Regions from separate parts of the Homo sapiens genome. Here region 2 is linked to region 1. The links are chromatin loops, found by intact Hi-C in ENCODE. Cell type or tissue: CD4-positive, alpha-beta T cell. All regions are shown on one strand. Each heading gives the region's core, and the rest is flanking DNA. Links, peaks and the distances in the headings are about the cores only.

Evidence for each region. A loop is a pair of places that touch in the nucleus more often than their neighbours do. Peaks named below come from ENCODE experiments on the same cell type or tissue, not always from the same donor. Only the 100,000 strongest peaks of a DNase experiment are listed, where the experiment ranks them.
Region 2: it touches region 1 in a loop (2.5-fold over the local background); 22 of 110 quality-filtered maps call a loop at or near these places.

What each region holds. Positions count from the first base shown.
Region 1 is chr19:38,631,521-38,637,980 of GRCh38, forward strand. EIF3K (eukaryotic translation initiation factor 3 subunit K) reads left to right here. Exons shown (of 8, transcript NM_013234.4): 5 at 910-976; 6 at 1,081-1,158; 7 at 3,473-3,598; 8 at 5,369-5,434. The coding sequence ends at 5,400. Among named protein-coding and RNA genes, the nearest start is that of ACTN4, 13 kb to the right of the region's middle. RefSeq lists enhancers at 1-446, 447-1,238, 494-1,693, 3,122-4,080, 3,184-3,233 and 2 more. In CD4-positive, alpha-beta T cell, for the core only: CTCF peaks have their summits at 3,273 (motif pointing left) and 3,480; a DNase peak (open chromatin) is centred at 3,271; H3K27ac peaks cover 888 bases.
Region 2 is chr19:38,684,338-38,688,337 of GRCh38, forward strand. All of the region lies in intron 1 of ACTN4 (actinin alpha 4), which reads left to right. Among named protein-coding and RNA genes, the nearest start is that of ACTN4, 39 kb to the left of the region's middle. RefSeq lists enhancers at 329-468, 1,639-1,698. In CD4-positive, alpha-beta T cell, for the core only: no CTCF peak of the experiment used is centred there; DNase peaks (open chromatin) are centred at 234, 1,664 and 2,384; H3K27ac peaks cover 2,411 bases.

The DNA of each region.
Region 1 (6,460 bases), core at 1,018-5,017:
AGGCGGTTTCCCCCTATCTCAGTAGATGGAACATACAATCGGGTTTTACACGAGACATTCCATTGCCCAGGGACGGGCAGGAGACAGATGCCTTCCTCTTGTCTCAACTGCAAAGAGGCGTTCCTTCCTCTTTTACTAATCCTCCTCAGCACAGACCCTTTACGGGTGTCGGGCTGGGGGACTGTCAGGTCTTTCCCTTCCCACGAGGCCATATTTCAGACTATCACATGGGGAGAAACCTTGGACAATACCTGGCTTTCCTAGGCAGAGGTCCCTGCGGTCTTCCGCAGTGTTTGTGTCCCTGGGTACTTGAGATTAGGGAGTGGTGATGACTCTCAAGGAGCATGCTGCCTTCAAGCATCTGTTTAACAAAGCACATCCTGCACCGCCCTTAATCCATTTAACCCTGAGTTGACCCAGCACATGTCTCAGGGAGCACGGGGTAAGGTTACAGATTAACAGCATCTCAAGGCAGAAGAATTTTTCTTAGTACAGAATAAAATGGAGTCTCCTGTGTCTACTTCTTTCTACACAGACACAGTAACAATCTGATCTTTCTTTTCCCCACACATTACTGATAAGAACGTTGTTGATAGGTAAGATTACCAGTGTAGGCTGGGAGTGGTGGCTCACCCCTGTAATCCCAACGCTTTGAGAGGCCAGCGTGGGCAGATCACTTGAGCCCAGGAGTTTGAGATCAGCCTGGGCAATATAGTGAGACCTCGTCTATGTAACAACAGCAGCAACAAAATCTTAGCACTTTGGGGGGCTGAGGCAGGAAGATCACTTGAGCCCAGAAATTCAAGACCAGCCTGGGCAACGTAGTGAGACCCCATCTCTATAAATAAATAAAAATAAAAGCAAATAATTTAAAAGAATAAACATTGTGAACATCAATTCCCATCACAGCAAGCCCTGGATGAAAACATGGACCTCTTGGAAGGTATAACTGGCTTTGAAGACTCTGTCCGAAAGTGTAAGTCCCTCTCTGAGGCTGGGCTCCCCAAGGGGAAGGGGTAGGGAGTGGCAGCCAGGTCCGGGGGGACAGCTGCTCACCGGTTTTGTCTCTGACCTCCACAGTTATCTGCCATGTTGTGGGTATCACTTACCAGCACATTGACCGCTGGCTGCTGGCCGAGATGCTCGGGGATCTGTCGGGTAACGCCCTCTGGGTCCTGGTGCACATCTGGGAGGTTGGGGGTGGCTAGGGCAGTGGACCTCAGTCAGCTCCTCCAACAGGCCTGTCTGGGTCTCATCAGGTCAGCATGGAAGGCCCAGCCCAAGGAGGAAATAAGAACTTGGTATAAGACAGTCTCTGCCTTGAGGGAGATCCTATGCCATTTGCTCATTTATTTTGCATTAATTGAGTGCCTACCGTGTGTCAGTGTGCTAAACTGGGCGTGCAGCAGTAAACAAAGTGGGATGGCTCCAATTCATTCTCATGGAGGTAGCAAAGCACATGGCGACATGGAGGTGTCCAGTGGTGATTCCTGTCATGAAGGAAAGCAAGACAGCTCACAGACCAGCGGCATCTGAGCCCTTACCTCCGTAGAGAGAGGCCCGTGGCCTGAGGTAGTGCAGAGGAGGATAGTAGAGCAGGGCCCTGACTTGTAACGTTCATGGGTAGCCAGGGTGTATGTGGCCAGAGCAGAGTAAGCATGGGCGAAAGTAGAGAGCTGGGGGTTGGAGGGGCATTTCCAGGTCATGTGGGGCCTCGGGAGGACCTTGTCCTTTCCCCTGACTGAGAAGGAGCCACCGGAGGGCTCTGAGCAGGGTAGGGCTCTGATCAGATGGATATTTTTTAAAGATCCCCCCAAGAACAAAAAAAGAAAAAATAACTTATTTGCTTACTTTTGTAAAAAGAAACGTAGAAAAGGAAGTCAAGAAACTAAGGAAGGCCGGGTGCGGTGGCTCCCGCCTGTAATCCAGCACTTTGGGAGGCCGAGGTGGGCGGATCATCTGTGGTCAGGAGTTCGAGACCAGCCTGCCCAACATGGTAAAACCCCCTCTCTACTAAAAATACAAAAAATTGCTGGGTGTGGTGGCGTGCACCTGTAATCCCAGCTACTTGGGAGGCTGAGGCAGGAGAATTGCTTCAACGCAGGAGGCGGAGGTTGCAGTGAGCTGAGATCGCACCATTGCACTAGTGATAAGATCGAAACTCCATCTAAAAAAAAAAAGAAACTAAGGAAGGCCACGTGTGATGGCTCATACCAGTGAGGGAGGCAGATCACGTGAGGTCAGGAGTTCGAGACCAGCCTGGCCAACATGGGGAAACCCCGTCTCTACTAAAAATACAAAAATTAGCTGGACGTGTTGGCATGTGCCTGTAATCCCAGCTATTCGGGAGGCTGAGGCAGGAGAACCGCTTGAGCCCAGGAGCAGAGGTTGCAGTGAGCCAAGATCACACCACTGCATTCCACTCTGGGCACTTTTAGTAGAGAAGGAGTTTGACCATGTTGGCCAGGCTGGTCTTGAACTCCTGACCTCAAGTGATCTGCCCACCTTGGCCTCCCAAAGTACTGGGATTACAGGCGTGAGCCGCTGCATCCAGCCAAGTAAAAGCTAACTTTTTTTTTTTTTTTTTTTTTTTTTTTGAGGTGGAGTCTGGCTCTGTCACCCAGGCTGGAATGCAGTGGCATAATCTCGGCTCACTGCAACCTCCTCCTGGTTTCAAACAATTCTCCTGCCTCAGCCTTCCAAATAGCTGAGACTATAGGCCTCTGCCACCTCGCCCAGCTAATTTTTTTTTTTTTTTTTTTTTTAGCAGAGATGGGGTTTCACCACGTTGGCCAGGACTTGGCACGGTGGCTCACACCTGTAATCCCAGCACTTTGGGAGGCCAAGGTGGGCGGATCACCTGAGGTCGGGAGTTCGAGACCAGCCTGACCAACATGGAGAAACCCCATCTCTACTAAAAATACAAAATTAGCCAGGCGTGGTGGCGCATGCCTATAATCCCAGCTACTCGGGAGGCTGAGGCAGGAGAATTGCTTGAACCTGGGAGGTGGAGGTTGCAGTGAGCCGAGATTGCGCCATTGCACTCCAGCCTGAGCAACAAGAGCAAAAACTCCGTCTCAAAAAAAAAAAAGTGTATTGTTTCTGGTAATGGTCATGTTATAATTTTGCAACCGTTTCATATAGGTTGTGGGAAAAGGTAGATAAATACGCTGCTCTTGTTAGGAACCAAAATTTGCCCAGGGAGAGAAAACAGAGGAATAGAAATTAAGGCAGAAGCCCCACGATGAGGCTGAAAGAGCTCACAGGCTCCCTCTGGCGGCCATTCAGAGAATGACCCGTGGAAGGGCAGGGGCGGAAGCAAGGAGACCAGGCCAGCTGCTGCTGTCCAGGAGATGTCAGTGGGCAAGGGGGGCTGCCCTGGCTTCCTGAGCCATGACTCTGTTGCCTCTCAGTCCCCTGGAACTGTGGGATCAGGCTGACTGAAGCCCCTTGCTGCCCCTGTCACCTGCAGACAGCCAGCTAAAGGTGTGGATGAGCAAATACGGCTGGAGTGCCGACGAGTCGGGGCAGATCTTCATCTGTAGCCAAGAAGAGAGCATTAAACCCAAGAACATTGTGGAGAAGATTGACTTTGACAGTGAGTGGTGACCCACGGCCTCGGGCTTTGGGGCTAAGGGGGTGCCCCTCAAGGGAGGCCGAGGCAGGGGCCCAGAGGACCTGGGTAGATCTGCTCGTGTTCTGGGCTGGGAAGTCTGCACCTGCCAGATTCCATTCACCTTGTGTCTTGGGGCTCCCGCCCAGGAGGAATAGCGGGGAGCTGGGTGATCTTCCCTGGAACTTCTAGGCCCTGTGTCCTGCCCCATAGCACTCAGCAAGACTTCCTGGGGCCCAGCGGGGCCTCACAGGGGGTCTCTGCACCCTTATTTGTCCCTGAGGCCTGTCTCGTTGGCCATCTTTTATTCTTGGGGTGCCCAAGCCTCATGTGCAGACTTGGAATCCGGTGAACAGTAGGAATCTTGATTCTCTAGTTTGGGTGATTCCACATTTTTGTGCCTCAGTTTTCTCATCTAAAAAATGGGGACGACTGCAACAGTAACTATGATAAACACTGTGTAGGTCCTTACACTTACATCATTTGATCCTCAGTTGCTAAATGATATAAATAGTATCATACCTACCTCATGGCATCATAAGTGTGAATGCATGTATAACACTTAGCAAAGAGCTAAGTGACCACACAGTTCATTAAATGTTCATTATGACCATCGTCTACACACATGTAACTAACACAGGCTCAACTGCTTGCTCAACTAAAAAGATTGCAGTGGCTACTCCGGCAGCGGGTGCTGCTTCACTGCCGCTCATCATGGCACTGAGCAGATGTCCTGGAGCCAGGGAGAAAGGCACAGGCGGGCTGCTGCCTTCATCCCGGGTCTCCCCCACCCGCTTGAGTGTGATTCAGGTGTTTTAAAGATGTGTTTGGTACAACGTGGTTTCTTAACACAAACCAGCTAATTTTGTACTTAACTGGGGAACAGCATTGAGCAGGCAGCCATCTGCGCACTTGCAGCCCGTGGTATCTCACCTCTAAACGCCGCGTGACTGCTGTGTCGGGGTTCTCAGTGAGAACTCCAGCAAAAGATTCTGTAGTGAGGAAAGGGCCTCCTTTCTTCTCCCCTTTGGCTTCTGTTGCCCCACCCCACCTTCCTGACCTTTTAGGTCACAGGTGGAGAGGGCAGTGCTGAGTCAACAAGGAAAAGGAGGAGGAAGGTGTGAATCTCAGGGAAGTAGGAGCCCAGCCCTGCCGGGGGAGTAGACGGGAGGGTTCCCTCTGTCTCAGTTCTGGCTCCATTGCTCTGTGTCCTGGGTCAAACAGGATAGGTTCAAAATACTCAGGAGGCTGAGGCAGGAGAATCACTTGAACCCGGAAGGTGGAGGTTGCAGTGAGCCAAGATCGCTCCACTGCACTACAGCCTGGGCAACAGAATGAGACTGTGTCTCAAAAAAAAACTTAAGAGTATCCTGCAAATAGTACCTAGTAAATATTATCATGTAGGTAATTACAAACAACACTTCCTTGGCACTTTGTTCTAAGCACCTCGTTTGGTCCTACAATCCTATAAGGTAGGTGCTTCTTAAAGATAGGAAGGTAGGTGATGCTCAGAGATGTTCAGTAACTTGTCCAAGTGACCCAGCTGTTAATTGGCAGAGCTGGGATTTGAACCTAGCCCTCCTTGCTCCAGAGTCCATCTTTTTAAAATACTGCACCAAACTGCCTTTGTGATGGTAACTGGGGCCTGGAAGGAGTTTATGATCTCCCCCTAAAGAATTGTGGGTGCTGTAGCAGGTGGCTGGAGGTTTGTCTCCCGCCCTTCTCACCTTCAGTCTGGTCTCTCCTTCCCCACAGGTGTGTCCAGCATCATGGCCTCCTCCCAGTAACTTCAGGTGTTTAATAAAGATGTGTTGACTCAGCCCTACTGTCTCCTCCCTGGCTTCCTGCCTCTGCCCCTTGCCCACCAGAGGGAGCTCAGGAGCAGGCCTCTGCTCTGGGTTGGCCCCCGCACCGTACCCCCAGCCCCCACCACACCACACCCCATGGCGGGGTTTCCGCCTCCTTTTTCCCCTGCTTCGACTTCCTCCCTTGCCCCACCCTACCTTCCTGACCTTTTAGGTCTTGGGTGGGGAGGGCAGCATTGAGTCAGCAAGGAGGAGGGAGTATGAATGGGATGTGGCAGCCCAGCCCTGTGGTGGAGGCTGAGCACCTCTGGGAGGAGTGAAGGTGAAGTTTCCCTCTGTCTTGATGGTGGCTCTTGCTTTGTGACCTTGGTCAAGGGACTGTGCCTCTTTTTTTTTTAGACGAAGTCTCGCTCTGTCGCCCAGGCTGGAGTGCAGTCGCGCGATCTCGGCTCACTGCACGCTCCACCTCCCGGGTTTATGCCATTCTCCTGCCTCAGCCTCCAGAGTAGCTGGGACTACAGGCGCCCGCCACCATGCTCGGCCAATTTCTTGTATTTTTAGTAGACAGGGTTTCACCGTGTTAGCCAGGATGGTCTTGATCTCCTGACCTTGTAATCTGCCTGCCTCGGCCTCCCAAAGTACTGGGATTACAGGCGTGAGCCACCGCGCCCAGCCGGGATTGTGCCTCTCTAATTCTCAGTTTCTTCATCTGCAGAAGGGGAAGAATAATGCACCCTTCTGAAACCTGTGAGGGTTTCTCCGGCCCTTGCCAGTAAAGGCCTGAGATTGGGGCCTGTCCTGTCCTGTCCTTGCTCTTAGAAAATGTGAGCCACAGGCCGGGTGCAGTGGTTCACGCCTGTAATCCCAACACTTTAGGAGGCCAAAGCAGGAGGATTGCTTGGCCAGAGTTTGAGACCAGCCTGGGCGACAGAGTGGGACTCCGTCTCAATATATATATATATATATATATATATATTTTTTTTTTTTCTTTTTCTTTTTCTTTTTTTTTTTTTTAGAGACAGAGTCTCACTCTGTCGCCCAG
Region 2 (4,000 bases), core at 1-4,000, 52 kb after region 1:
TCGGTCCTCTTCCCATGGTGTAGTGAGAGCACTCAGGACCACCTAGGCCTTTCCTAGAAAACTGAACCCACACCTTCCCAGTGCTGCCCCACCCTGGTCCCCCACCCCCTGCAGGACAAACCACTCCTCCCTTGTTTTGGGGCCAGGAGTCAGATCTGCCCCTGAGAGCAGCAGGGGCCCCTTTGTCCTTTGACGTCATACCCACACCGCTCCTGGAGACAGCCACCCCTTCATGCCAGCCCCAGGAAGGCTTGTAGGTGGGGCGAGCCAGGGTGAGAGTGTAGCCCTGTTCCTCGGCCAGGGCAGATGTTTCACCATTTTTAATGGAGCAATTATGAGTCAGAGGTTTCAGTCTCTACTGGTTCCTCCCGATCCTATAATTACTCTTTGGCTATAGAATCCTATTTTGATCTCTTCTTTTCTTTTCTCTTCTTTCTCTCTCTGTGGTCATGGTCAGGTTTTTCTTTTTTTAAATCCTCCCAAGACACTGCTAATGTTGTCTGTCTCATGCATCCAAGGAATCTGAGATGGACTGAATATTGTCAAGGGAAAAAAAAAGAGACCCCCAAATCCAGAGTGATTTCTTAACCCACCCAAATGGCTTTTTGTTTGTTTGTTTGTTTGTTTGAGACGGAATCTCGCTCTTTAGCCAGGGTGGAAGGCAGTGGCGTGATCTCAGCTCACTGCAACCTCTGCCTCCTGGGTTCAAGCGATTCTCCTGCCTCAGACTCCCAAGTAGCTGTGATTACAGGCACATGCCACCAAGCCCAGCTAATTTTTGTATTTTTAGTAGAGATAGGGTTTCACCATGTTGACCGGGATGGTCTCGAACTCCTGACCTCGTGATCCACCCACCTTGGCCTCCCAAAGTGCTAGGATTACAGGTGTGAGCCACCGTGCTTGGCCAACCCACCCAAATTGTGTACCCTACACCATCCTAGTGCTTGGGAGCCAACACCCACTCACAGGAGGCTAAGGGCAAGTTTAGGTAACTCTTAACACCACGAATTAGTTGCCTGCTGGCAAACTTCAAACTCCAAGCCTGAAATTTCTGGTTGGAGTCACCTCCCAGATGGACTCAGGGATTCATTCACCCCCTCATCCAGTGCTCACGGAGCCTCTGTGAGGTGCAGGCCTGGAGAGGAGCCCTGTGGCCTCAGCAAAGGGCAGGCAGGCTGGTGAGCACCCAACCTCTGGATCGAGGGGACTCAATTATGCGGATAAAGGCCCCTAATCCTCTCAGTGCTCCAAACTCACTCTGCTTCTGAAAGGGATCTTCGTACCCTGGGTTCAGAGAGTAGGAAGCCCGCAGGGACCGAGTATGCATGAAACAAGCCCAAGTCTGTGGGGGCTGTACATGGTCAAGATCACAGATTTCCAGACCAAGCCAGCTCCACCCTAGCTGGGATGCCCACCCTGAGACACCCCTCTCTGCTTTCACTGGAATAGGATGGCCCTGACTTGGCCGGGTGGACTGTTGAATCAGAGCCTCTCAAAACAGGAAAAAGGAAAAGGATCACCAAGCAGGAGTTTCAGTTGTCAAAGACAAAACCCTTACCACGATTAAAGATTACTCCAGGGCCTCGCATATTCACCCTTCCACCAGCAGGGCCCAGTTTACGGATCATTTGAATACTAGCAAAAAAACAAGCCATCTGCTGGAGAGATTGAACAGAGGGAGAAACAGGAGTGTTTGCCCTGCTTCCAGACACCCCTTTCCTGTGGCAGTTCCTGCACCTGGCAAGATCTACTGGGGAATTCCCGGGGTCCCACTAGCTCAGGACGGGTGTGTAGCACTTGCCTAAATAACAATCCCATCAGTGCCCTGTCTGACCTTTTCTCCCCAAATGCCAAAGGCCTCTTGTCTGGATGAACAAATCCCTGGGCGGATTTGTCCAGACTAAAACGTTAATTCTAAAGACTGGGCCCCTTAGGCACTCGCTAAGATTCCAGGCCACACTGTCTCAAGGCCAGAATTGGCTTACTTGGCTATCTTTTTGAAAGATCAAAGTTTAAACCAGATGATCTGTAGTCCCCCACCCCCACCCTGAAACCTGAGCTTAGCTGTAAGCATTGAAAGTAAATGGGGTGTTTGTAGCTCACCCTCCCTGTTCTCCAGGTGAAGGGCCCCGTGTGCCTGATCATTTCATAGCAAAATGCTAGATGGGGCCAGAGGAGGCCCCAGCCTCTGCTGCTGCCCTAATTTTAAAACTGCCTTTTGGGAGTGTAAGTTTCCTCTGTTAAAGGTAGTTATTTCAAGGTAGGCCTCACCATCTCCTCCTCCTGGTGAGAAGCTCTGCCTGGAGGGCTGAGCACTGCCTCCCGCTCTGTGGGCCCCACCTGCCTTGGGTTGAGACCTATCTCTTCCTGGACTCTGTGTGGGGAGTGCAGGCTCTTCCCCTTGGGGAGAACCCAGTTCTTTGACGTATAATCTGAGTGGTTTGGGTTGGTTGGTTGGTTGGTTGGTTGGTTTCCCATGTGTGGGATGGCTCCGGAAGTCTGTTTGAGAACAGAGGCAGGCTCAGATGGGAGCAGCTCCTACCCCGGGCCGCCTATCCCCCTTTACCCTGGGGTTTCTTTTAGCTCCAAGCATCCATTCCAGTCTAACAAATCTGGTGGCAGAGTCTCTTTTTTTTTTTTTTTTGAGACAGAGTCTCACTCTGTTGCCCAGGCTGGAGTACAGTGGCACAATCTCGGCTCACTGCAGCCTCCGCCTCCTGGGCTCAAGCGATTCTCTTGCCTCAGCCTCCTGAGTATCTGGGATTACAGGCGTGTGCCACCACGTCTGGCTAATTTTTCTGTATTATTAGTAGAGACGGCTGGTCTCTACTAATAGTTCAAGACGGCTGGTCTTGAACTCCTGACCTCAAATGATCCACCTGCCTCAGCCCCCCCAAAGTGCTGGGATTACAGGCGTGAGCCCCTGCACCCAGCCCCTCTGGTTCTACTGAGACCTCAGATCTTTCATTTATGGAACAAGGGGGTTGGATTAGATTGTTCGCTCTCAGCCCTCACTTCATGTTAGACTCACTAGGTGGACTTTGTCAAATGTCATTGCCCAGGGCCCACCTTGAGGGAATCTGTCTCATTTTGCCTGTGGTGAAATTCAGGTATTTTTAAAAAGCTCCCAGGTCCCATACATCTATTGTCAATTGATTTTCAACAAGGGTGCAGGACCATTCAATGGGGGAAAGAATAGTGTTTTCAACAAATAGTGCAGGAACAACTATTAATAGATACCCATCTGCAAAGAATGAAGTTGAACCTTTACCTCACACCATATACAAAAATTAACTCCAAACGGATCAGATACCTAAATGTAAGAGCTAAAACTGTAAAACTCTTAGAAGAAAACACAAGTGTAAATCTCATGACCTTGGGTTAGGCAATGGTTATTAGATATGACAGCAGAAACACAACCGAAGAAAAATAGATAAATCAGACTGTTTCAAAACTGGAAACTTTTTGCTTCAAAGGACACTATTAAAGTAAAAGGACAACCCGCAGAATATTTACAAATTGTATATCTGATAAGGGTCTACTGTCCAAAATGTATAAAGGACTCTTAAATTCAACAGTAAAAAGACACACCAGTTAAAAATGGGCAAAGGATTCAAATAGACACTTCTCCAAAGAAGATCTACAAATGGTCAATAAGCACATGAAAAGGTGTTCGATGTCATTACTAATTAGGGCAAATCAAAACCATAACCACTACAAATGGTCAATAAGCACATGAAAAGGTGTTCAATGTCATTACTAATTAGGGCAAATCAAAACCATAACGTGGTTGGGCCTGGTGGCTCATGTCCATAATTCCAACATTTTTGGAGGTAGAAGTGGGAGGATGGCTTGGGGCCACGAATTGGAGACCAGCCTGGGCATCATAGTGAGACCCTGCCTCTACAGAGAATTAAAATAAAAAATTAGGCCGGGTATGGTGGCTCATGCCTGTAATCCTAGCACTTTGGGAGGCCGAGGCGAGTGGATCACCTGAGGT